2 separate regions of the Mus musculus genome follow, and region 1 is linked to region 2. The links are chromatin loops, found by intact Hi-C in ENCODE. Cell type or tissue: heart. All regions are shown on one strand. Each heading gives the region's core, and the rest is flanking DNA. Links, peaks and the distances in the headings are about the cores only.

Region 1 (11,874 bases), core at 2,685-10,684, 250 kb before region 2:
CCTGCATTTGTGTGACCGTTCAGACATTAGTAAGTGCTCAGTATACATGAGTTCACTGAGTGTGCAGTGACTAGGAGCCAGATGGTACCAGCAGTACCCAGATGTGTACACAGAGAAGTTATGCCATTTGCCTGAGGTTGCACAGCTGATAGCTGTAGGGTGGATGAGATGGGGTTGGGAGAATGGAATGGGTGGGCTCTGCCCTTCTGGCGCTTCATACCCTCCCAGACCCTGCTTTGGTAAAGAGTGTATTTTAGAACACATTCCCAGTTTTAAATCCTAAACTGAGTATTTAAACTCAGATTGCCTCTTGGCAAGATTACCTTTGGTCTCAGATCTTGCCTCTGTTCTCTACAGCAAGAGAGAAACTTATGGAGCACAGAGACATAGAACAGTTGGGGAGACTAAGGCACACGGTAGCGGGATGACTGGCTTTTCGGCAGCTGGTCAGTACCGGGTGCTAGGCTGTAGAGTGGACCTGAAGTCAGGTGGACAGGATGCAGCCTGAGCATCCTCCCCATCAGTTTGATAATCACACAGGCAGACATGGTCACTGGGCGGGACAAAAGTCCAGAGAGGTGGCCCCATCACAGCCAGAGACTGTTGACTCTTCTTGGATACCAGACCTAGTATGGCCTTTGGCTTCAGAGGACACAGCTTTCCCTTTTCCTTCCGATCCCCGCTCTCTGAGCCCCTCTTGGATACCTGGTGTGGTGCTGAGTGTTGGGGACCCAGGAGAGTGTGCTGCCAAGAAGGGACACAGGCATCTGCTGAGCCCCCCAAGTCGGTGAGTGTCCCAGACAGGAGAGCTGGGCTGGGGAGGCAGAACAGGAGGCTCTGCTCTCATGCGTTGGCCAAGGGCGAATGTCACCCCCATCCTTCCCAACGGCTATAGGGTTCAAGGAGGTTACCCACACCTGGGCTCTCTGACCTTCTATGGACTCACAGCCAGGGGCTGGACCTTGCTCATTATGGCAGGAAGGTGTTAGATGTTATGGTGGAAGGAGGTTTTTGCTCAAGTATGTGAGACTTTTCCCAGTCATGGAGAACGGTGGCTCTCGACTCTTGATAAAGGTCTGAGAACTAGACTGTGGAGAAACACCACATAGGCAGGCAGGCACTTAAATGGTCTTTAATCTTTTTCTAAAGTATGGCTACCTGATTAAAGCATGGGCAGCCCAGACAGATGTGTGTCCCATCCCTTCCAGTCCTGGGGACACCATGCTCACATCCACAGATGTTCATTTTTGAACATCTAAAGTCAACATCGAACAAGCAGCCTGTTTTTATTTGCTTAATCTGGAAACCCTACAGAAGCCCCAATACCTTGAGCTCAGAATGCAAATGGCCTTTTCCTTTCTCACCCCCTCTCTGACTCAAGGTAGGAAGCAGAGTCCAGGGGCTGGCGACTTTCAGGGCCTCCCCTCTCTGGCTCCCTCTCTCCTCGTGGCCTCAGCTGTTCGCGGACAAGAGCGTTCCTTGTCTTATTCTTTTCCAGGATCATTCTGGAAAATGTTTGAAACCAGAAGTGCCCTGGATTGTGCAACGGGCCTGGAGAGGGAGGGCTCTTTTGCAAATAGGGTGATGCAACTTTTGAAAACATACTCGCCGGCCCCATTCTCCCTTGGGATGGAAGCAGGATCTGGACATTTGGCCACAGGAGGCCTTGGGCAGGCAGCCGAGGGTGAGGGCTGCAAGGCACTGGTAAGCAGTCCTTCTAACCTGGCCTCCCTTGTTCCCTCTCTGCAGTCACCACAGGCTCGGCCAGGCCAGCATGGTGGACCACCTGCTTCCAGTGGACGAGACCTTCTCGTCACCGAAATGCTCAGTGGGTTACCTAGGGGACAGGCTGGCCAGCCGGCAGCCATACCACATGTTGCCCTCGCCCATCTCGGAGGATGACAGCGATGTCTCCAGCCCCTGCTCTTGTGCCAGCCCTGACTCGCAAGCCTTCTGTTCCTGCTACAGTGCGGGTCCAGGCCCTGAGGCCCAGGGCAGCATCTTGGATTTCCTCCTGTCCCGGGCCACACTGGGCAGTGGTGGTGGCAGTGGAGGTATTGGAGATAGCAGTGGCCCTGTGACCTGGGGATCATGGAGGAGAGCCTCTGTGCCTGTGAAGGAGGAACATTTCTGCTTCCCTGAATTTCTGTCAGGGGACACTGATGACGTCTCCAGGCCCTTCCAGCCTACCCTGGAGGAGATTGAAGAATTCCTGGAAGAGAACATGGAGGCTGAGGTCAAGGAGGCCCCAGAGAACGGTAGCAGGGACCTGGAGACCTGTAGCCAGCTCTCAGCTGGGTCACACCGGAGCCACCTTCATCCAGAGTCTGCTGGGAGAGAGCGCTGTACCCCACCACCAGGTGGCACGAGTGGGGGTGGTGCCCAAAGTGCAGGTGAGGGGCCAGCACATGATGGCCCCGTGCCGGTGCTACTGCAGATCCAGCCTGTTGCTGTGAAGCAGGAGGCAGGTACAGGGCCAGCCTCCCCAGGGCAGGCCCCAGAGAGCGTCAAGGTCGCCCAGCTTCTAGTCAACATCCAGGGGCAGACCTTTGCACTCCTGCCTCAAGTGGTACCATCCTCCAACTTGAACCTGCCCTCAAAGTTTGTGCGAATTGCGCCTGTGCCCATTGCCGCCAAACCTATTGGCTCAGGATCCCTAGGGCCCGGCCCTGCTGGCCTCCTTGTGGGCCAGAAGTTTCCCAAGAACCCAGCAGCAGAACTTCTCAAAATGCACAAATGCACTTTCCCAGGCTGCAGCAAGATGTACACCAAGAGCAGCCACCTCAAGGCCCACCTGCGTCGGCACACAGGCGAGAAGCCCTTTGCCTGCACCTGGCCAGGCTGCGGCTGGAGGTCAGTATTTTTTTGGATAGGCTGGGCACAAGCAAGTAGGTTCATCTCTGCTCCCCCGAGTGTATGACAAGGTCCCTTTCTCCATTAGATGAGGTGGATTAGGAAAGGAGCAAGGGATGGGCAGGGGACAGGATCAGAGATGACAGTTGTTGTCCCACTTGGAGACTAAATCTGGAAGCCACCTGGTCTCTGGTCTCTTTAAAGACCAGGTAAGTTTTGCTGAGGCTTGAGCTGTGTGGAATCTCTCAGGCTGGGATGGAAGGAAGATGAGGGGCTAGGCTGAAGTGGAAGGAAACGCAACAAAGGGGCAGCTGAGTTTGGTGGCACATGGGCACAGGCCAGAGGCTCATGCAGGCCTTACAGCACCTCCAGGTAAGTACTACCATCACACCCATGACAGTTTTGGTCAGGTACATGGAAACTGACTGGCTAAGAACCACCCAGGCCGTAGCACTCTTGAGTGGACTGTGAGCCCCAAGACTTGAACTAGAAAATGACACTTCCCTCCAGCCCGGGGACAAGAACTGCTCACGGGTGTGGGCTCAGCTTTGCTTTGTTTCTTCCTGGGGACAAGGAGGTATGTTTGGAAAGCCATGGAGGACAACTGGAAGGAAGGATAGATGGCTGGGCTATGAGGGGGTCAAAGATGGCAGAATACCTCAGACTTATGTTCCAGGCAAAAGGGTGCCCAGCACTTCAGGGAGAGGAGCCTCAGATGGCCAGATGTGGTGCCAGGGACCATGGAACCCTGCAGTCACCCTGGCCTGGCCTCTGAATGCTGCTCATTATCTTTAGGAGGCCGGTGGCCTGCATATTTAGGGTGATATGGCCTTCATAGCTAGGATGTGTGCCAGCAGTGTTAGTGTATGTGTGTGCCTGTCTATCTCTGTCTGATGTGGTTCATCTGTGTCTGCTGAGGACTCATAGAGCTAGATCACTTGAATGGATGCCTGCTGTGTATGGGCACACCTGCTTATGTATTGTGTGATCATATGTGTCTTGTACCTGGTGTGGGTCATACCAGGTCACAGAGGTGGTGTTGTGAGCCAGGCTTTGGTTCTGAGTTGGTGGTGCTGGCCCCAGGGCAGGTGCTGCCCTGCTGAGACTGAACATGGAGGGATGACAGTGGCAGAACTTCCCTTCCAACTCCAAATTGGTCAGAAAAGGAACTTTCCCCCAGCAGTGTCTTGGGTTGTGGAGGCCCTTCCTGGGAGGCATCACTGTCTTCTCACAACTTTTCAAATGCTGGGCTCCCTAGACCTGCGGTCTCCACCTCTCTGAGCCACCTGTTTTAGTGAGTAGATGCAGTGTAGGTCTGTGGGATAATAAGTGGGTGGGTTGTAGAGCAAGAAAAGCCCAGACAGAGAGGCCTGGGGGTAAGGGTGTTTACTGAGCAAGGGAAGAGCAGTAGTCCCTGTTTGGAGGGGGCAATGGGACAGGGGCCCTGGTTTCCTGTCTGGCCCTTTTTGTTTCCTGGAGCCCTGAGCTAGTGTGGGGGTCCTCACTGTGCCCTCTTTTCATGAAGTGAACTTCCACTTTCCCACAGTCAAACTCTGAAGAAGAACCCCAAAGGTGTCCTGCCTAGGAACTGGCAGGTGTGCACACGCACAGGGACTTATGGGCAAGCCACTGAATAGCCTTATCCAACAGTCCTAACTCTGAGGCTTGCTTGCCCTGAACTCTGACCAGCGCTGCCTATTTAAGTGGCATCTCCAGAGGGCAAGGGGCCAGGCCAGAGCTGCGGGCTATGAGATGTTGTCAAGGATGAGGGCTGGGAGACAGGTCCTTGCCACCATATTGCTGCTCCAGGAAGCACAAGGTGTCCAAGGACGGCCTTAGCTCTGACCCTGAGCCTTGCACTAGATTCGTTGTTCAGGCAGAACCACTCAGCAAGACTAGGGACGTGGTATGCTGATCAAGGTCCCTGTGCAGCATCAGCCTCAGGAAAGGGCTGGTTGTGTTATTGTGTGAGCTCCTTAGGATCTTCTTGGATATCAGAGAAGCCTGGGGTTGTGCTTAGAAGGTTTGCAATTCCCTGTGCATGGCCAGTCTTCCACCCAGAGGCTGTGGGATGGGCAGAGATACCTTACTGCAGTCAGGAGGGAAGATGGACCCACAGAGACTCTGGATCTGGCCAGGATGGAATGAGATGGCAATGAAGATGGTTGGTGGTAGTGACAGGTCACACTTACACATCACGGTGTGTTGGGATGATTCCAAGCTTTGGAGAGTCCCCCACCAACCCCTTCGCTTGTCTGTGACCTTCTGCGGTAGCCCATTACTCCCTGAAACCGATCTGACCTCTAAAAGGCAGAGAACACCTTGGAGTGTTTGAATCCCAGTCTAACCTTCTGCTCTGGCTCCCCACACTCCCCTACATGCTCCCTGGCTTTACCCCTTTCTCAAGCAAGATCATCCATGCCCCTCTCCTCTCTGCCTCTCTTCCCACCCCAAAGGGCCCAGGGATGCTATGGTGTCTCAGCCTTTGCTGTGCACCCCCAACGCAGGCATTAGTTCATCACGTCCTCACAACAGTTCTACAGAGGGAAATCGAGGTACAGAACAGTCATCTGTCACAGGGATGTGCCTAATGAGTGTTTGGGGGGTGGGGTGCAGCCCTGTGAGTGCTATAGCCCACTGATTCTCCAGCAGTCCAGCCAGGTATGGAAGTGGCCATAGTGTAGTGTATGCTGTGCTTTTTCAGTGTGTGTGTGTGTGTGTGTGTGTGTGTGTGTGTGTGTGTGTGCTCCTTTGTTCAGGTACACATGTACATGAAGGCCAGAGATGCTTGTCTTGTGTCTTCCTCAGTAGCTCTGCACCGTGCTTTTTGAGACAGGGTCTCTCACTGAAGCTCAAGGGTTGGCTAAGCTGGTTGGCCAGTGAGTTCTAGCTGCCTCTGCCCTACCAGCACTGCATATTCCGGGTAGACCCTACTATGTCTAGTGAGTGCCAGGGATCTAAACTTGGGTCCTTCCTCATGTATGCACAGCAAGCCCTTTGCCAAATGGGCCATGTCCTCAGCCCCTGGGCTGTGCTTTTTTTTTTTTTTTTTCTATTGTGCTCCTGACTGTGGGAAAGGAGATAGCAGCAGCAAGAATGGTGGTAACAGCCCTGGCAGGGCATGGTGTATATTAGTTCCTTTAACTCTTAAAATTAGACTATGACGTGGGCCCAGAAGAGGAAACAGCAGTTAAGCACATTCTCTGTGGCCATGCTGCTTAAGAGTGGCAGGGTTGCCAGGTGGTGGTGGCACACGCCTTTAATCCCAGCACTCAGAGGCAGAGGCAGGAGGATCTCTGAGTTTATGGCCAGCCTGGTACAGAATGAGTTCCAAGACATCTAGGGCTACACAGAGAAATCCTGTCTCAGGGCAGGAGAAGTCCAGAGTGAGGAGTTTAACAGCTGTTTGCTCCCTCACTCAGGCTAGACTCCGTACTTCTCCACACTCCTGCACACCTCCCTGGAAGAGCCTCTAAGGAGGAGAGGCCCCTCCTCCACCTGCAGCTGGGCCTAGTTGGCCCAGCATGTTCTGTGCTTCCCATCTGGCTCTGCTGTTGCTGGCGCTGGGCCCCGGAATTCCTAAATTTGCCTGAGCCCCTGCCCTGCCCCCGACTCCTCAGCCCAGGGGACTGCTCCACAGCTGAGGTGGCACCTGTCCCAGTCCAAAGCCCACTGCCTTCTGCTTTTATGCACCCAGGATTCCCTCTCTCTCTCTCACTGTTGGGTCATAGGTTTGTGTGCAGGAAGAACTGAAGCCAGCCTGCCTGTTCTGGTCTAACCATCTGGGAAGTGGCTGTTTGCCGCCTTCCTAGAAGTTTCCTCTCTCGCTCGCTCGCAGACATAGGCCTCCTTTGTTCCCTGCAGTGGAACATCCTGTTCCAGAGTGGCCAAGCCGCTCCTTCCAGAAAGAATCTCGCTGGGCCATAGCTAAAGTGAATATTAATAGCTGTCAGCAGCCTGTGTGGCATGTTCTGCCGATGTCCGTGGTGGACACAGGAGGCCCAAAGGGAGACAGTGGACTCCAAAGCCACTGTTGGAGGAGCTGGACACAGGATTCAAACTTAGCGGTTTGGTTTCAGGCCAGCGTCTTTAGCCATCGTGACTGTTGCCCATAAGAGGGGATGTGTCCTCTGGCCTTGTGGTTAGCAGATGCTCCAGATAACATCTGCAGGTTGTATACCACACACACAGCCTTAGGGCCTGCAGCTTCTGAGATTTGGCTGTTGACAGTGGCTTTCTGACAGATGACAACTGGTGTCTTCACACAGCTCCCATGCTGGCATTACTTGTTGCCCCTGTGCTTGCTTTTGCTCTGTGACCCAATATCAGTTGTCATGAGCCTGCCCCACATATGCCAGGCACCAGGTCTTTGCCGTGTATCAGGCAGGCCCTGTGCTCTACCCCATGCCTCCAGTAGGAGCTTACAGTTCTTAAATGACCACATCTGGAGCCTCACGGCCACCGTCCTTTGAGATAGGTCTGTTGTCATTTCTGTCTCAAGGCAGGGAAACTGAGGTTTAACAAGCTATCATCTACCCAGACCAATCCCAAGGCTGTGTCCTGCCTAGCCGAGATTTCTCATATCTTGCTCCAGTGTTGCCTTAGGCTTCTCCTCTGGCTGTCATCAAAGGATTTGACCCAGTGAGGCAGGAGTCATCTTTAGTCCAGTCACAAGGACAGTCTTGTCAGATACCAAGAAGTTATGGTGGCAGAGAGGGTTTCTGGAATGAGGACAGCTTGTTCTCTGGCATGGCTACCTCTCAGCTGCCTGTCCCTCCTAGGGTGTCATATAACAAAAGGACTGCTACCCATTCCCTGGAAGGCAGGCAGGAAATGAGGGAGGAAACTCAGGTCGGGGATGCTCAGGACCATTGGGGTGGGGACTGTGAAACCTGTTCTTCCTTGAGCGTAGGTGTGTGTCCAACTCCTGCTTGAGGCATGCGACTATGGCACAGGGTCCTGGTAACAGCATTACCAGGCCAGGTGAGGAGGTCTTGTTCTGGCCTCAGGTGTTCTCAGCTCACACCTCTGCACCAGGTCCCCTGGTGCCCAGGACAAGGTTGTGGGGCAGCAGCTTGCACTGTAGCTCTACCTGCTCAGCCAGCAGCACAGGAAATTGAGGTCCTTGGTGTCCTGAGCCCTGCCTGCTCTCGGTACCACTGTTCTCATGTTTCCCAGGCTGAGGTCAGTGTGGCCTGCTACAGAATCAGGCTGAGATGGCTATAGCCTTTGACAGCAGAGTGTGATGCATCTGCTGTCCACCTATTCTGCATCACCAAGTGGCCCTGTCTAGAAGCGGGGTGCCAGGCCTGGAGCTCCTGGGTGTTCCTGGGAGTGTATGCAGTGAACAGTGTGTGACAACCCTGTCTCAACCTGAGGTGCCAGCTGAGGTCCCTCTGCTTAAGTTCCCTTCCTGAGCACAGAGAACTGGCAGTGAGCCCTCCTTCCTGGAGCTGACACTGTCTAGGGACAGCTGAGCATCAAGATGCTGAGACCAATTTTTAAATGCCCTGGTGCTGAAGGTATAGTGTAGCTCAATGGTGCAACGCTTGTCTAGCATGGTCAAGCTTCGATTCCCCAGCACCCACGAAAGGAAAGATAATCAAATGATGGACGATGCTGTGAGAGTCAAGGATGCAGACTCCTGGGGAGGTGACATTTGGGCTAAACTCTGATGAGGAGGGCATAGGGGAGATGGATAAAGTCCGAATAGGTGAGGCATAGACGAACCAAATATGTAGTGGTGGGGTAGTGAGGTCCTGGAGATCCTGTTGCAGAACAGAAGCCAAATAGAATCTTAGGTCCCGGAAGTTATTGACAAGCGGCCTGAGCATCTTAGCCTGGCTCTGGTTCCTGCCTGTCCTGTGGATGTCTGTTCCCAGGCCTGGAGTGATGTAGAGACGGGTGTTCCAGGAAACCATTTAAATGCTTAGGAATACCATGCAAGTATATTTGGGGGCAACTCAGAAGGCCTCGTGTCCAGATCTGCAGGGTGCCAGAGCCTGGCAGGCACAAATCTAAGGTCCTTCCCTGTCACCAACAGAAGCAGAGAAGCCAGGCACCCCTGTGGTCTGAGGAGTCTGCATCCATTGCTGGGCCTGTGACACCTCTGGCTGATCTTCACAGGCTTTTCAGGGATATATCTGGGGCCCCCTCCTTCAGGCGAAGGTGGGGCCAGTGGATCAAACACTGCTGACCTGCTGTTGCTAGTGCAGGAGTGAGCCAGTGCCCAAGGACTTGACAACTGAGTGACTATGGGAGAGCGAGTCCCAGGTGGCTAACAGCCTTAGGTCCCGTCCCATGTGGAACAGCCAGATACATGGGAAGTAGGCACTGGCCAGGAGAGCAAACCTGCATGCCTCATGGTCCTTGATTCTTGTCCTCAAGGAGGTCTCAGGGACACTGGGGTTTGCCAAGAACTCCTTGGGTGTCTATAAACATGATCTAATAGCTTAAGTTCCATTCTGGCTTTGCCAGTACCCTCCTGTCACCTGCCCTCCAACCCACCCCCAGCCCGCCTCCACCTGTTTGGCACTGGCTTTGAATTCCTTTGTGGTAGTGCCCACGATGGCCTGGCTGACCACCATGTCCCACAGGTTTTCCCGCTCAGATGAGTTGTCAAGGCACCGGCGATCTCACTCGGGTGTGAAGCCGTACCAGTGTCCCGTGTGCGAGAAGAAATTCGCGCGGAGTGACCACCTCTCCAAACACATCAAAGTGCATCGCTTCCCACGAAGCAGCCGCGCAGTACGCGCCATCAACTGAGCGCAGTGGCCGCCCTTCCCTCCCCCAGCTCCACGTTTTGTTTTTAAATGCAATAACTTATTGCCTCTTTTCAGAAGGATGTGACAATATTACCAGCCCCCTCCCCCTTCTGAATCTTAGGAGGTATGACCCAGAGCCACCATGGCTGCCTTTCTGGGGAAGACCTAGAGTCCCTATGGTCCCTGGGGGCTGGTTCCCCGGTGGCCCAGGTGGCCCAGGCAGGCCTGTGCCCTTGTGCCTTTGTGCCTTCCTGCCAGCTGGAAGCAGTGTTTGGGGGGCCCTTGCCCTCTTCCCACTGGGCTCCCTACCTGGGCCAAAGTCAACATCATTGCTGGGGAAGAAGTGTTTTGGCTGTGTCAAAATAGTAGCTCCCAGAGGAAGCAAGCCATGCTGGGAAAAAGGAAGTGGGTCAAAAAAGCGTAGGGCTGCACTGTGATGTGAGGACCGCCATATGCAAGAGGCCTTTGAGGGTCCAGGAGGATGGCCACCCTCGCTCTAGGCCGTAATGCATGTGCTTAAATGCAAGACAAATGGAGCCATAGCCAGCCGTACCCAGCCTGGCTCACCCTCCTCCAGACACCAGACACCAGCCTCCTGGTTGTGGTGAGAGGAGAAGGGAACAGGTCTGGTGGATGCCAAGCAACTAGTTAGTGCCTCCCAGTCTGACCTAGATTTGCATTCCTCATCAGGACTAGAAATTAGTACCAATTGAACTAGCTTGTTTTGACAGGTCTATTTCACATCCTATGAATGTATGTAAATAAACTGTACATAGGTACGCATCTACATAAAATATCTTTTAATAACACGTTGACATTTGTGTAAATTTGAAATTTAAAAAAATTCTATAAAGTTGGTGTACATATGTTACAATTATGTATATTTTCTTTGGTCCTTCATAAAAAATATATTTACTTTGCCAATAAAAAGAGGAAAAAAAAAAAGAACTCTACCATTTTTTGGCCCTGTATTCCTCCACTGGCCTGGGACATGGGGGTGATTCTGGGGCTCTGCTTCTTCCAGATCCCTTCGTGGACTTTGCTCTCTCCAGCGCATGCTCCGATGTCACCCATGCAGAGTGGCTCAGGCCAGCATGTCATTGCCATTTGAAACCTCTGCTGGGCCCTTTTGTGTGCTGAGTGAGGCTAGCATCATACATTCTGTTGGCCTTCCTGGAGAAAGTAGCTGGGCGGTTTCCTCCCTGAACAGTGACTCTGACATTTAAGGAGTCTTCTCCAGGCAGGGGATGGCCTTAGGCCACTTCCTCTGCCTCCCCAATTCCCTGGGAGGTTTGCATCCAGGCACACACCCTCTACAGGCTGGGCTCTAAGATCAAAAGGAGCAGAGGACAAAGGGAAGCTGTGAGTCTGAAGGGAATAAGCCCAGGGAGGTGCCCAGGGCTAGCCACCTCAGCACCTCAGCTGCAGGAAGACCTTCCTGGTTCACCTGTGCACAGTGTAAGGTGAGAACCTTCTAGGAGGGGACTTTTCCTATTGACCTCACTAAAATAGCTGGATGCTGTGTGGGCCAGGATTTCCCAGGAGCCCCTCAAGAGATCTGGAAGCAGCTGGCAGGTAGGTTTTCAGCAGAAAGACCCTATACCATGTGGATATTCTCACAATGTGGAGACCACTATTCTGGGGGCCTGGGGTAGGCCTGCTAATCTGTCCTGTCCGGTGAAAGCTGGCAGTCATTGAGCATTCATGTGTGACCAGTACATCTGATTAGAGAATGGACATCCCATCTGACCAGCTTGTGACCTCTGCCCTTTGCCTGTGACCGAATGTACCTTCTGAGGACAAACAAGCCCTGAGGAAATGAGACATTGATTTCCAGCTGCGTTAGCATAATTTCCCTTCATCATTAAACAATCAATGCAGCCATAGATACATGGGACATTGCAGGGACAGAGGAGGTGATGGTCATGTTGGTGGCATTGAGGTAGAGACAAACCATGCCCACCATGGCCGAGGATTAATGGATGGACATGTTCCTCCCCTCATCAGCACATCACCTGGGTATTTCCATCCAGCTTGGCTCTAAACCATCTTGGGGAGAGGAGGGGCGTGGATGGGCTGCCAGGATCCTCACCTGGGTCCTGTATTCTCACCCCTACACTGTAGGGGAGGCTGAGGTGGGGTACAGCAAGACAGAGAGGGGTTAGGGTTACTGCAGCCTCCCTCAACCAACCTCTCAATGCTGCCACTTTGGGTGGGTTTCTGCTACTCCCGATTGCCACTGGACCTTGCACAAGAG
Region 2 (11,874 bases), core at 1,409-9,408:
GGTGTGTGGTATCTAATACACAAACACACACACACACACACACACACACCACACTCACCTAGAACACTTCTTGCTGGAGTCTCCCTGACAGAGTAGATATATAAATGCAGACAGACCCAAGGTTTCCAACAAACAGACTTGTAGGAGAGGCCCCTAAGCAGTCTGTGCACCGAAATCAGACAGAAGACACAGGCAGAACTGGGTAGCCTCTCTGACACAGACTCCTGGCCATTTGCTGTCTTGCCCTTTACATACACACCGAATGTAGTTTCCCACTCATTTCACAGGACAGAACTCCTATGCCTACAACCCACTTTTCTCCTAACAGAGTCCCGTTTCTGGCAGGCAGGCTAGGCGCCCTGCCCCAACAGTTACACCCATCCCGCAGCCCACTTCTGGCACCCACTTGCAAGATCCCCACCGCTGGCAAGCCCACTGTGGCTGGGGCCCACCTCCTCCCGCTGGCCTCCGCCCTCGCCTGGCCTTACCCGCTGTCAAGCTCCAGCTCCAGCAAGGACTGGGTCCTCTCTGAGTTGCAGTGCAGGCACCACATGACGACCGCCACAGGAACGGCCCGGGCCGGCGCACGGGGACCCAGGCCGAGCCGCGCGCCCGCGACTCCCCCCGCGGTCGCCGGACCCTGGGGCCGATCCCGGAAAGCCCTTCCGCCCGCCACGCGCCTTCGCCGGTCCCTCCTGCCCTGCGCCTGCAGGTTCACGCAGCCCTAGGCCTGCTAGTCCAATCACCGGCCCGGTGCGACCCTTCCGCCGCCGCCTGCCAGGCGTAGCTCAAGTCCGGCCTGAGGAATGTGGCCGGGAGGGGGCGGGGCTGCAGGGGCGGAGGTGGGGCTCTTGTGGGGGCGTGGCCAGAGCCGTGAGTTCCGGGAGAAGCGCAGATTCTGCTCTTGTTCCCATAACATCAGAATCCCAGAATCCCAGGCTTGCTGTATTGGTTGATGTACTGGGTGTCTTCCACACTTGTAAGCGCAACAGGTAGAATGCGCTGAAAACCTCAACGTGTGCCAATCCCGACTGGCTTCAGTGTACACAACTTTGCATCCCCCAAATAGCGGAGCAACAAGTTCCAGGGCTCTGGAGCGCCTATCCCAAATCTGGAGGAAAGACAGTTGGTTCTTTCTAAACATATTCACACACCCTTTACGGCCAGGGACGTGCTAGAAGTAATAATGATCAGCATCGTAGAGTACTTTACTGGTAATGGGGCCAGTGGGCAACACTGTAAAGTGTTACTCCGGGCCTCATTCACTGATGAGGAGACTGAAGCTGAGGGCCCTTCCTTGCCTTCTCCTCCCCCTCTCCAAGCTCTCACAGCTTGCTGACTCTTGTGTGTTTAACTTGCTCATAACACAGAGGGCAGGTGATGTGCCCAGTACCCACACTGGTGGAATGCACATATACAGAAGACATCCAGCCTGAACACCCCACCTGCAAGACCATTTCCTGAGGGAGTAGGGAAACTGTGGGAGTCACAACATGGGGGCATCTTGTACCCATCAATGTTAAAAATACACAGGCTGTTCATGGTGACACAAGTCTGTGTAATATCAGATCCTAGGGGACTGAGTCAAGAGGAACCTGAGTTCAAGACCAGCCTGGGCTATGCTGTGAGACCTAGATCCAAAACACAAACAACAAAAACCCAGAGACTACAGAGTGGGAAGAAATACTTGCATATCAGATCTGACAATACTCTAGGGACTGTCTCCCATAAAGAACTCTTGCTCATCAGTTAGAAGGCTGATTTTCAGCAAAAGATAAAGGATGAGAATGACATTTCTACAAAGAATACATATCCAGTGGCCAGTGGATGACCCTGAAGGATGCCTGGCCCCAGTGGCCCCTAGGAATGAATGTGTGAAGTAATACCATTTATCATTCACTTTGGAAGGTTCCCATGCACATGGTGGCCACAGCTGGCATTTGCTTAGCTAGGGTAAAGTAGGAAGGTGTCAGGAGACCAGACTGTAGTAGCTACATGTGGAGAGGCCAGAAGAAAACTCCCAACTCTGTCCAAACTTCCCTCTAATAATAAGGTGATACTAAATAGAATCAAGAGGATCCCCCAGGCCCAGCTTCAGGAACTTCATGGAAGCATGCTTCAGTCTCTCCATTCATATCCACCAGGAATTCCAGGCACTTCTCAAAGGGCCAGGGCAAGCAGCCAACCAGGCTGGGATTTAGATGGGGTGTGCTTTCCTGTGAGCACGTGGTATGGTGGTGGGGTGACTCCTTGGAAACTAAACTCTATCTTCTGACTTCATCTTCTTGAACTAACTCTCTCTCTCTCTCTCTCTCTCTCTCTCTCTCTCTCTCTCTCTCTCTCTCACAAATGATAGTGACTGTGAGGGAGGAAAGCCTTGGCTGGGAGACACAGGGAATGCCAACTTTTCTGCAGAAATGACTAGCCCAGACAGAATCAGTCCTTACTTTTGTCATTTAGGCAAATTTATTAGCCCCCAGGGTCTCAGTTTCCTCAGAGTGTTAGGTCATCAGACATCTCTACCCCAGCTGATTCAATATACTGCTTAATTTACCCAGCATTAAGAAGCATGTACTCTGTTCTCATGAAGGAGTACATAAGGAGTACATGAAGGAGTACAGAAGTACATGAAGAGTACATAAGGAGACACTATGGTAACAAGTATCCCCTAACATGGTGTTACTGCCCCTAGAAAGGGCATAATGATGGGACATTTTGGTTTAGGTCTTGAGAAATAAGTCAGAGCTTCTCTAAGGGATGCAGGAAGCAACAAAGTCATAAAAATGTTTAGTCCCATAATTTGGGCCTGGGTTTTAGTCCTGAGCTGATTGCTTTGGCCTGTTTTACATTCCATAATCCCGACATATTACCATCCTCTTGGCTTCTGACAGTCTCTCTGCTCTCCTTGGCCAGACATGTGACATCCCAAGCTGTCAGGGTGAAGCCCAGCTCCTCTGCACAGCTGGCTGAGGCTCATGTGGCCTGGCTATAGGCCACCTCCCCAGCACTGCCTCATTGCCCCTCCTGCCCGCCTTGCCAACAGTAAGCAATCGTAAGCTTCTTACTGCTAAGCTTTACTCAGTCCTAACCCTTGTTCTGCCTGGCACATGGCTGAGACTTTGGGGTTCAAATTTCATGGCCCTTCTCCCAGACAGCCATCAGACTACCCCCCTCCCTCTTTAACCCCAGTTACTCTACTGAGCCCCCTCTTTATGTGAGTAAACTATGTTATAGATGAGAGGAAGGGCTGGCCCTATCCTTCCTGAAGCCATCCCTGTGCCTACTCAGGGGAACCTGGTTCCCAAGGTACCTAGCAGCTACATATATCAAAAGGTTTGCCTGAGACCTAGATTCAGCTGTCTTGTCTTTGTCTTAATAAAGTTTTATTATAAGGGAGTCATTGTCTTGCACTAATTAGCTAAAGAGTTGCAAAGGAGACATGTCTTCTGTAAAGTTATCCAGTCCTTCCCAAAAGGATCTCAAGTCTCCCAGGAGACTCACAGTGGCCCTAGTCACTTAGTAAAATTTGTCCACCCACCCACCCAACCATACCTAGTACCTGGGCAGGAACTGCCAAAGTAGAATGCAAACACTGTGGCGGAAGATGCAAGGAAATCAACAGGCTAGATAGGTAGTCTATGCACGTGAGAGCCTAATCCTTATTCTCAGAAATGGATCCTGCAATGCTGCTTGACCCATCTGCGGAAGCCCACACTAAACAGACAGTGGCCATAACATTTCAATGCTCTGTCAGAGATGGCAGTGACAGGAACATTAGAAGATACATGGAGCATTAAAGGATGAAGGCCATAAAACATGCTGTGTTTAGTCAGATGGAACATGGAACACGCTTCCACAGCACCAAAGTCACATGACACTGAGATTGTGCTTGCTTTCGGCTAAGCAGGGCTTGGGATGTGCTGGGAAAGCACTCTGCCACTGAGCCACACCACAGACCTCCCAGATCGTTGTTTACAAGAGACACAAGGAAGAATTTGCCATGGGAAGGGAACCTGGGGATCCCAGAAAGTCCTGGTCCTCTGCACCAGAAGCCTGACTGGGACGGCGGTGGGGAAGAGGAAGAGACTTACACTGTCTGAGCTCTGATAGTTTTAGAAAAACATTAATATTTATTGTTATTATTTTTAGGTATCTGTCTGTCTGTCTGTCTGTCTGTCTTATGGAAATATGTACATATGAGTAAAGGTATATGTAGAGACCATGAGAGGGCACTGGACTCCCTGAAGCTAACATTGCAGGTAAGCTACATACCACCTGACATGCATGCTGGGAAATGAACTCAGGTTCTGTGAAAGAACAGTATGGGCTCTTAACATTGAGCCATCTCTCCAGCCTAGTTTTAAATTTTGGAAGTTTAAATCATGTTTATTACTCTGTAAAACCCTCGTACAGCAAAGAACTCAATCTGCAAAGGACTGGAGAAATGCTTAGTGACCTCAAAGAACGTCTTTAAGCCCCAGAGCTGGCTCACAGAGGGCCCGACTCTAGCTGGCACTTGAGTAATCTCTAGGACTGCAGTGAGGCTCTGACCTGGCTGTATCTTGCAGGTGTCCAGGAAGATCACCTGGAACATCTTCATAGACTCAAGCTGCCCACTTCCTGCCTGCTAATCATTAACGTGTGACTGACCACTCAGCTGGAAACTTCCTATCACAGCGGGCTCTGTGAGGAAGGGGAAGCTGAGTGGCCTTCCCTGAGCCCAAACCCTCATGTATGAGCAGGGAAACTTAGGTACAAATGGACTGCTGTAGGGCACCCAGGACTGTGTGGGCATGTACTAGACACACTGTCAGTGACATAGGCACATTGCCTTGGTAGCAGTCAGGGACCTGGACAGTAGGGCAGATAATCCAGAGTGGATGGCTTTAAAATCCTCCATTCTAACTCAGCATGGAGTGGCACTTAGGCATGTGACTTGGCTGCAGTGAAGAAGGTACACAAAGCCAGGCTGCATCACTACAGCTATGGTCCCAGCTCCTTGGAATGTTGATGCAGGAAGATTACCTGCACCTTTGAATCTGAGACCAGCCTGGGCCATGAAATGAGACCCTGTTTCAAAACCAAACAAATACAAATCACCCAAACTAGGGAGACAGACAACAGAAACAGACCCAGAAGTCTAAGGGTGTGACCTCTTAGGGAGGCAGGCCATGCGTCCCCCAGGACAGAAACACTCGCAGGTAAACCAACGTCTTTCTAACAGGGGCCAACTTCCCATTTCAGAATTTGAGTTAGTTTTCACAGAAGAAACATACATATGGGGCCTGGATGAACTTGAGAATAAGAGGAACCTCAGAGGCTCTTGCTCTGTAGCCTGCTGTCCTATCCAGATGAACTGGGCCTGATGTCCTGGAACCCAGGGGATGGGCTTGTGGCTTCCAAAGTACAGTCATATGAACTATCAGTCTTTGTCTAAGGGCAAAGGAAATGGCTCAAGGCCAGTCTTCCTGCTGGATGAAGGGCCCAACAGCTTGAGGAGGAAATGCAGCCATCCGCTACCTCTGTCAGCCACCAGCTGTCCACGGGACACACACACATACACACACACACATACACACACACAGTGCCTCACATATTTCAATTCTAGCACCCATAACCTCAGCAAACAAGCAAAAGTACTCCTCACTTTAGCTCCTTGTCCTAGCCTATTTCTCCTGAGGGAGTGGTTGAAGGAAGCTACATCAGGTCTTCAGGGAAGATATGGGATGATCTCTGGCACCCCTCCAGCCCCCCATGTTCCTCATGCTCATAGCATTTTCAGCACAAAGGTACCTGCGAAGTGTAGTAGTGACCCTACTGCACATAGCCAGGCCCAAGACAAGGGCGCCCCCTGGAGCCTGAAAGTTCCTTCCTTCCTCCACCCTTACCTCTTCCCACGGGGCAAGAACTCAAAAGCAGCCAGCATGCACCCTTTCTTCCTACAGTGGGGATGCTCATAGCTTGAGGCCTAATAGCTTTGGTATGGTCCAAAGCACCAATAGTTTAAGTGTGTGCTCTTGGATCTTGGACAGGTTGTCCAATCTCTTTCCTTCCTCCCCACCTCTCCTCTTGGCTCCCAATCATGATCTTAACCATGAAGTTAGACTCCAGGTACTAATTAGATGCAGGCCCTGGACTACGTGTACCATGATCCAGAAGAAAGAGATCTGGACTTGGCAGAGTTAAGAGCAAAAGTGAGTGAAGAATTTGAACCCAGGGCTGGTGTCCCAAGTCTGTGCTTGCTAAATGTTCTATTGAGCCTTCATAGCTAGGCTTTGGAAGCTCTTTCAGGGGGCTGCCTCCCTCTGGTTGATTATCATATAGAGATAGGTCAGACTTCCACTTTGTCCCTGCACTGTGGTCATGGACAATCCCTAATCAGTGTCAGCCTCCTCCTCTGTAGCATGACAACCTGCACCTCAGGGTCTCAGTAAAAACTCAAAAGTTGCAACCCCCCACCCTCCATGCCTGGGTGCTTTGCCCATATGTAGTCTGCTCCCTTTTCTTTACACTGCCACATTACACTGCTCCATCCCATCATAGAGGGCAGACAGAGAAGAACAGGGGCACCTGGGAGCCAGCCCTGCCAGGCCATCCTGGGAACTCAGTTGGAGTCCCAACAGAGGTCACCCTTACCTTTTCCTTCACGTCCCAGCTGCTAGTACCTCTCCATGTCCTCTTTAATATGTGGGTCCTCAGGTCAAGCCAACACTCAGAGGACCTAGGGGTGAGCATTTCCAAGGAGTTGGGACCAAGGATGAGTTTGGTTTGGGTGGGAGATGATTGAAAAGGAGATCTCAAAGACAGCACCCATATGCTCATATGCTCAAACTGCCAGGGGACCTCCACTACTTCAGCATTAAGGTTCATAAGACAGAGGAAAATTACTACAAAAATGAAGATTACTACAAGCATAGGGCCATGAACATGATCCTATGTCAAAAACAGATGAAGGAATGAGTTCACCCTGGTCCATAATCACCTTGCTTAGCACTTGTGTGCTGGTGGTCACTTCCACCAGAGTGATATTCTGAAACCGTTGGCTCACCTCTGTTCCTGGGCTATAGTAGGTGATCAATAAGCATTGTTGAGAGATTCCTTCACCCTTCTGTACTCTGAAGATTCTAGAAAAGCCAGGTGAAGCAAAAACTGCTGGTCCCGTGTGTAGTGTACTGGGAGGGCCCAACATGAAAGGAAGCCCGCTGGTTGAAGCTTATAAACAAGACAAAATACACTGAAACCATGGTCACGGTTGGCATAGATTTCTTTCCATCCAGCTCTACCTAAACAAGGGCTTGCCTGCCTATTAAAGCAGGCAGAGAAATAGAGGGAATCTAGAAAAACCTATCTGGAATGCTGCAAGAGTTTGCCCTCCTGCAGACCATTCCACTTGATTTTCCCACTGCAGAACAGGCCCGTTTATTCCTAAGCACTGAATTCACAGCCAAGAGCAGCTGGCTGGGTGGTGCCAGGCCTGGGCCTGGCGGCCTCAGCTTAATGAATAGATGTGTTCCTTTATAACAAGGGCTGGGGCGCCTGCCTGGCAAATAGATGCCATTAAGGGCTCCTGAGACACCAGCCACTCTTAAGTGGGTTAACATTCCTCCTGCAATCTTCTCTATATAATTGATTTAAACAACACCTTCTTTTGTCCCAGTGGGGAAGAAGACTTCGACCAGTGTGATCCCAGCCCACTGGCTGTGAATGACTGAGGTGGGATCCTGGAAGGGTGGAGGCACATTTGATGTGAACCTGAAATATTATCTCCAGCATTATCTCCACCTGTTGCAAGGCAGGCCCATCCTTGGCCTCTCAGGATGCAGATACAGGCCTGTCCTCAGGAGGCGTAGGCTTGCCTGGGTGAGAGGAGTGGAGGTTTTGGTGTCAGCCAGCTCTTTGAGTTCACATATTCCTGAAGGCAATTCTACAACATGGGGCTTGTTTTCCTGTTTGATCACAGAGGCTTTGGCACCCAGAAGGTGAGTTTTTCCCTAAGAAAGACACTTGTAAGTGATGGAGCCCACCTTAAGCCAGTAAGGTGAATGACACATGCATGTTGGGTGGCAGGCAGCAGCAGGATACAGCCCATCCCCAGGTGAATGTTCCTTACAGTCACACTGCAGCTGCCCAGCTACCACAAGGATCATCTTTGTCGAAAGCCAGTTTAACAGCTCCCCTCAAGCAGCCCTCGGCACAAAGTGCATGTTCACATGTTACAAAACCAACGGGAGCAGACATTGCTACAGAAGCCTGCTCCATCTTGTATGGGCTGGAGATGGGCAAGGGGAGAGAATCCAGCTGATGGAAGGCTGCTCATCAACCATTCGAAAAGAAAGATGCTCTCTACACCTGTTAGGGGTTGACCTTTGAGAAACCTTGCTAAATGAAGAGGAAGCAGAAGAATGCTACGTTGAGAGAAAGGAGTGTTGGAAGTATGGCTTGGAGGCGTAGCATTAGCTTAGCATGCACAAGGCTGGACGTTCCATATACTGCATGGCAGAAAGAAAACACAAAGGAGGGGATGTGTGCATGGTTGAGTATGCACCCTGGACAGTGGTCACCCCTGGTGAGGAGGATGTGGCATAAGTTGGGGCTGCATGCTCATGTGCGTGCTTTGATAGCCTTAGCTGCAGAGCATATAGTAATGCTACTATGCATATAATCAAGAAAGGTAACTAACCCTTTCTTGGTCTCAAAGCAGCCAGAAGTGTTGTGAGGGGCGTGGAAGGAGAGTGACTCCTCCAGGTGTCCCCTGGTATGGAGTCTGTAGCCCACCTGGAAGCTCACCTGTGTCCTGAATTTTACATTGTCAGCACTCTGCTCTGTAAATCTGAGCACACACCACGTGCTTTAAGAATTGGTACAGTCAAATATGGTCAAAGACAAAGGGTTGTCCAAGGCAAGTGAGGAGGCTGACAGGGGCTGGGCAAGGGAGGTCTCCCCTTCCTATATCCACTTTAGGGAGGAATTGGGTTGTGCCCCAGCCCCCTGCTACCCACTGCAGGCCAAGACTAGAAGTAGCAGTCAGGATCCCAGAAGTACTGGTGCCCTAGGCAGTACTGGTTTGACCTAATGCTGTCCCTGAAACTCTCTCAGCATCCTCTCTTCAGTTTATGGAGAAACTGACACCTAGGAAACCAAATTAATTGCTTCAAGCCAGTCTGGCAGAGCTAGAATTTAACCATAGGCTTGCTGCTGGCTTAGGAGAAATCTCAGAGCCTTGCAAGCATGTGGGCCTTGGGCTAGTGAGAGAGCTACCCAGAATACGCTAAGGGGCCTCTCAGATCCTGTGGCCAGCATCTTCTAAGTGTCACAACCCACACACCCTTCTGGTCTCTACCAATTTTCATAGTCAACCGTAATTTATGTTTAACAGCAAAGACATCAAGGGCTGGGCCCCTGGTGTGCTGGGTAGGCAATTTATACTTTCCAGCATATAGTGTTTGCTCAGCGTACCAGCCACCAGCTGTGTCACCTCAGAGACTATTTCCCTGGTTACTAGTAATTCACACTGAGTACACCATACAGTCAGGAGAGGGGCTGGGCTTGCTGGGTTGTCTTCCTGACTCCCACACCATTCCATGCTTTGAGGACACTAAGAGGAGCTTAACAACTGAGCCATCCTGGCTAAGTAGCCTGCCACCCATACATCCCATACGCCATGGACAATGGCTACTTTCCATTATTTGCATTTTCTCTTTTTGTGGCCAGTCAGCTATACACTGTTGTTCCTGGGGTGCCCCTGTGTGGCTGAGCCTCTAGGAGTGCCCATCCACACACAGGATGAGAAATGAACAAGCAGAGCCAGCACTACCATTCTGGGCATGCCTTCTCAGGTGAGAACTCCCCCAGGAGACCAGGGTAACTCTGACTCTCCTAATACTGGATGGACTGAGGCTCAGACAGTGCAAAACACCCGAAAAAGACCCAAGGTCACACAGTACAAGCAGTACCCAATAACCTAAGAGCCACAAGTACCTCTGTGGCAGGGCTGGAACTGCCTGGGGCTTATGGCTGCAGGCTAACCAATTAATGTCTGAACAAGCAAGAGTGGCCACAGGAGGCATGGGGGATGGGATAGGCTCAGTGGCAGTGGCATCAGCTTGGGGCCCCTTTGAAGGAGCTGCCCTCTTTCTAAAGGGCTTATAGTGCCTAGAAGGCATGGGCTAAGAATGTCTCTGAAGCATCTCAACTTATGACTAAAAGAATAATAAATATGTTATGTATTATATACTTATATAAATTGTATAAATATATAATTATAAATTATAAAATAAATTAATATAATACAATATAAAGATATATAAATGTAAACAAAACCAATAGGAAACTGAAGGGCAAGACACTTAACTGGGGGGGACTGTGTTCTGCAAAAGCAACAACAAACAAACAAAGGAAACAAACAAAAAGACAAAGCTAAGGTATCTAAATGTGACTGCACCTAATCTTGACCATATCCCATTCAGCAGGCAGTGGCGGTAGACAGGTTAATTCCCTTGCCCAGGGTCACACAGCTGATCCAAGCAGCGCTAGACAGAGCACACAGGTTCTAGAGGAGCAATCAGGGCTTGTGTATGTGGGACACTGGGACCAAAGCTCTGCTGCAGGACAAAGCTCTTTTGGAAAATGGTGGGAAGACCAAGACAGGAGATGAAGAAAGGCAAAACAAAGTGTCTCTACCTCCAGCCCCTGAGCCTGCCTTGTGTGTGTGCTGGGGCTCAAAGCCAATGTTCTTTCTTTTTTTCCTACAACAGATTCATTTCAGGTGAGTTTCAACCATAGAAAAGCAGAGTGGGAGTCAGAACAGTAAGGGAACAAACAAAGCCACACAGCCAGTCCGAGGGCTGCTCCCTAGTGAGGCTGTAGAAGATACAGCCAGAGAGGCATCTGGCACCTGCCGGCTCCGCCTTTGATTCCTGGCTCTGCCATTTTCTAGCTGTGCAACTTGGGCAAATTAAGGTCCTCTCTGAACTTCAAGCCCTCTCCACATAGAAGATAATGATGTCTATGTCCTAGGGCCAAGTGAGAAACAGCAGGCTGTACAAGGTGTCAGACGCTGTCTGATCTCATCCTCACAGTCCATGTGGAGAAGTGGGGGGCTGAGGAACTGGGATGTGGCTCAGCAGCAGAGTACTTGCTTAGCATGGGTGAAGCCCTGGGCCCAACTCCAGCAAGGCAAAATAAAGATGAGGGGAATAATGTTTATATATACTTGCTTGTATAAACATAAATGTTGAATAAGACATGAGAAGTTGAGCCATGACAAGCAAAGTTTAGAAGAAAGAGCCAGGCAACTGGAAACTAGAAGTGTTGCTATAGTCCCCAGCGTGGAGGGAGAAGGGGAGGGGACAATCCCCAGTGTCCTCTGGTGTACTTTGAGTACTTAACCATGTAAATAAACATTACATAAGTGAGAGACACAAGGCTTGAGTAAAACGTTCTCATGCAGAGCTGCTCTTTATATTTGAGGGGAACTACTAAGGTGCTATCTGGAATTCTCCATGTCCTCTTTATGCTCAAGACGTCAGGCCCAGAAGAACCAGGAACCAACTCTGGACAGTAACCTCCAACCACTGACTATGAGGTGGCAGCCTCATCAGAACCTGGAGCTCACCACAAGGATACGCCTGGGACGTAAGACTTCAGACCTGCTCTCACCCTTCCTAGTGTCTGCATCTGATCTCAGGTAGCCTGCAGAATCTCCTACACATACAGAGATGCTGAGACTCCAGGCCAGCAGCTGCCACCGGGGGTGGCTCTGAGTCAAAATGGCCTGGTGTGGCTGAGCTGCACTTGGGGCTTCATCACAGACCCTGGATTACTCTGGTCTATGGGAACTTGGTACAGACAGAGTCAATGACCTGTGATTGGCTG

The links. A loop is a pair of places that touch in the nucleus more often than their neighbours do. Peaks named below come from ENCODE experiments on the same cell type or tissue, not always from the same donor. Only the 100,000 strongest peaks of a DNase experiment are listed, where the experiment ranks them.
Region 1: it touches region 2 in a loop (2.0-fold over the local background); 3 of 42 quality-filtered maps call a loop at or near these places.

What each region holds. Positions count from the first base shown.
Region 1 is chr6:90,464,671-90,476,544 of GRCm38, forward strand. Klf15 (Kruppel-like factor 15) reads left to right here. Exons shown (of 3, transcript NM_023184.4): 2 at 1,750-2,853; 3 at 9,450-10,568. The coding sequence starts at 1,775. The coding sequence ends at 9,618. Among named protein-coding and RNA genes, the nearest start is that of Klf15, 8.0 kb to the left of the region's middle. In heart, for the core only: no CTCF peak of the experiment used is centred there; DNase peaks (open chromatin) are centred at 3,781, 6,711, 7,791, 9,961 and 2 weaker places; H3K27ac peaks cover 1,538 bases.
Region 2 is chr6:90,715,720-90,727,593 of GRCm38, forward strand. All of the region lies in intron 1 of Iqsec1 (IQ motif and Sec7 domain 1), which reads right to left. Among named protein-coding and RNA genes, the nearest start is that of Iqsec1, 88 kb to the right of the region's middle. In heart, for the core only: a CTCF peak has its summit at 5,858 (motif pointing left); DNase peaks (open chromatin) are centred at 2,182, 3,007, 5,472 and 5,816; H3K27ac peaks cover 31 bases.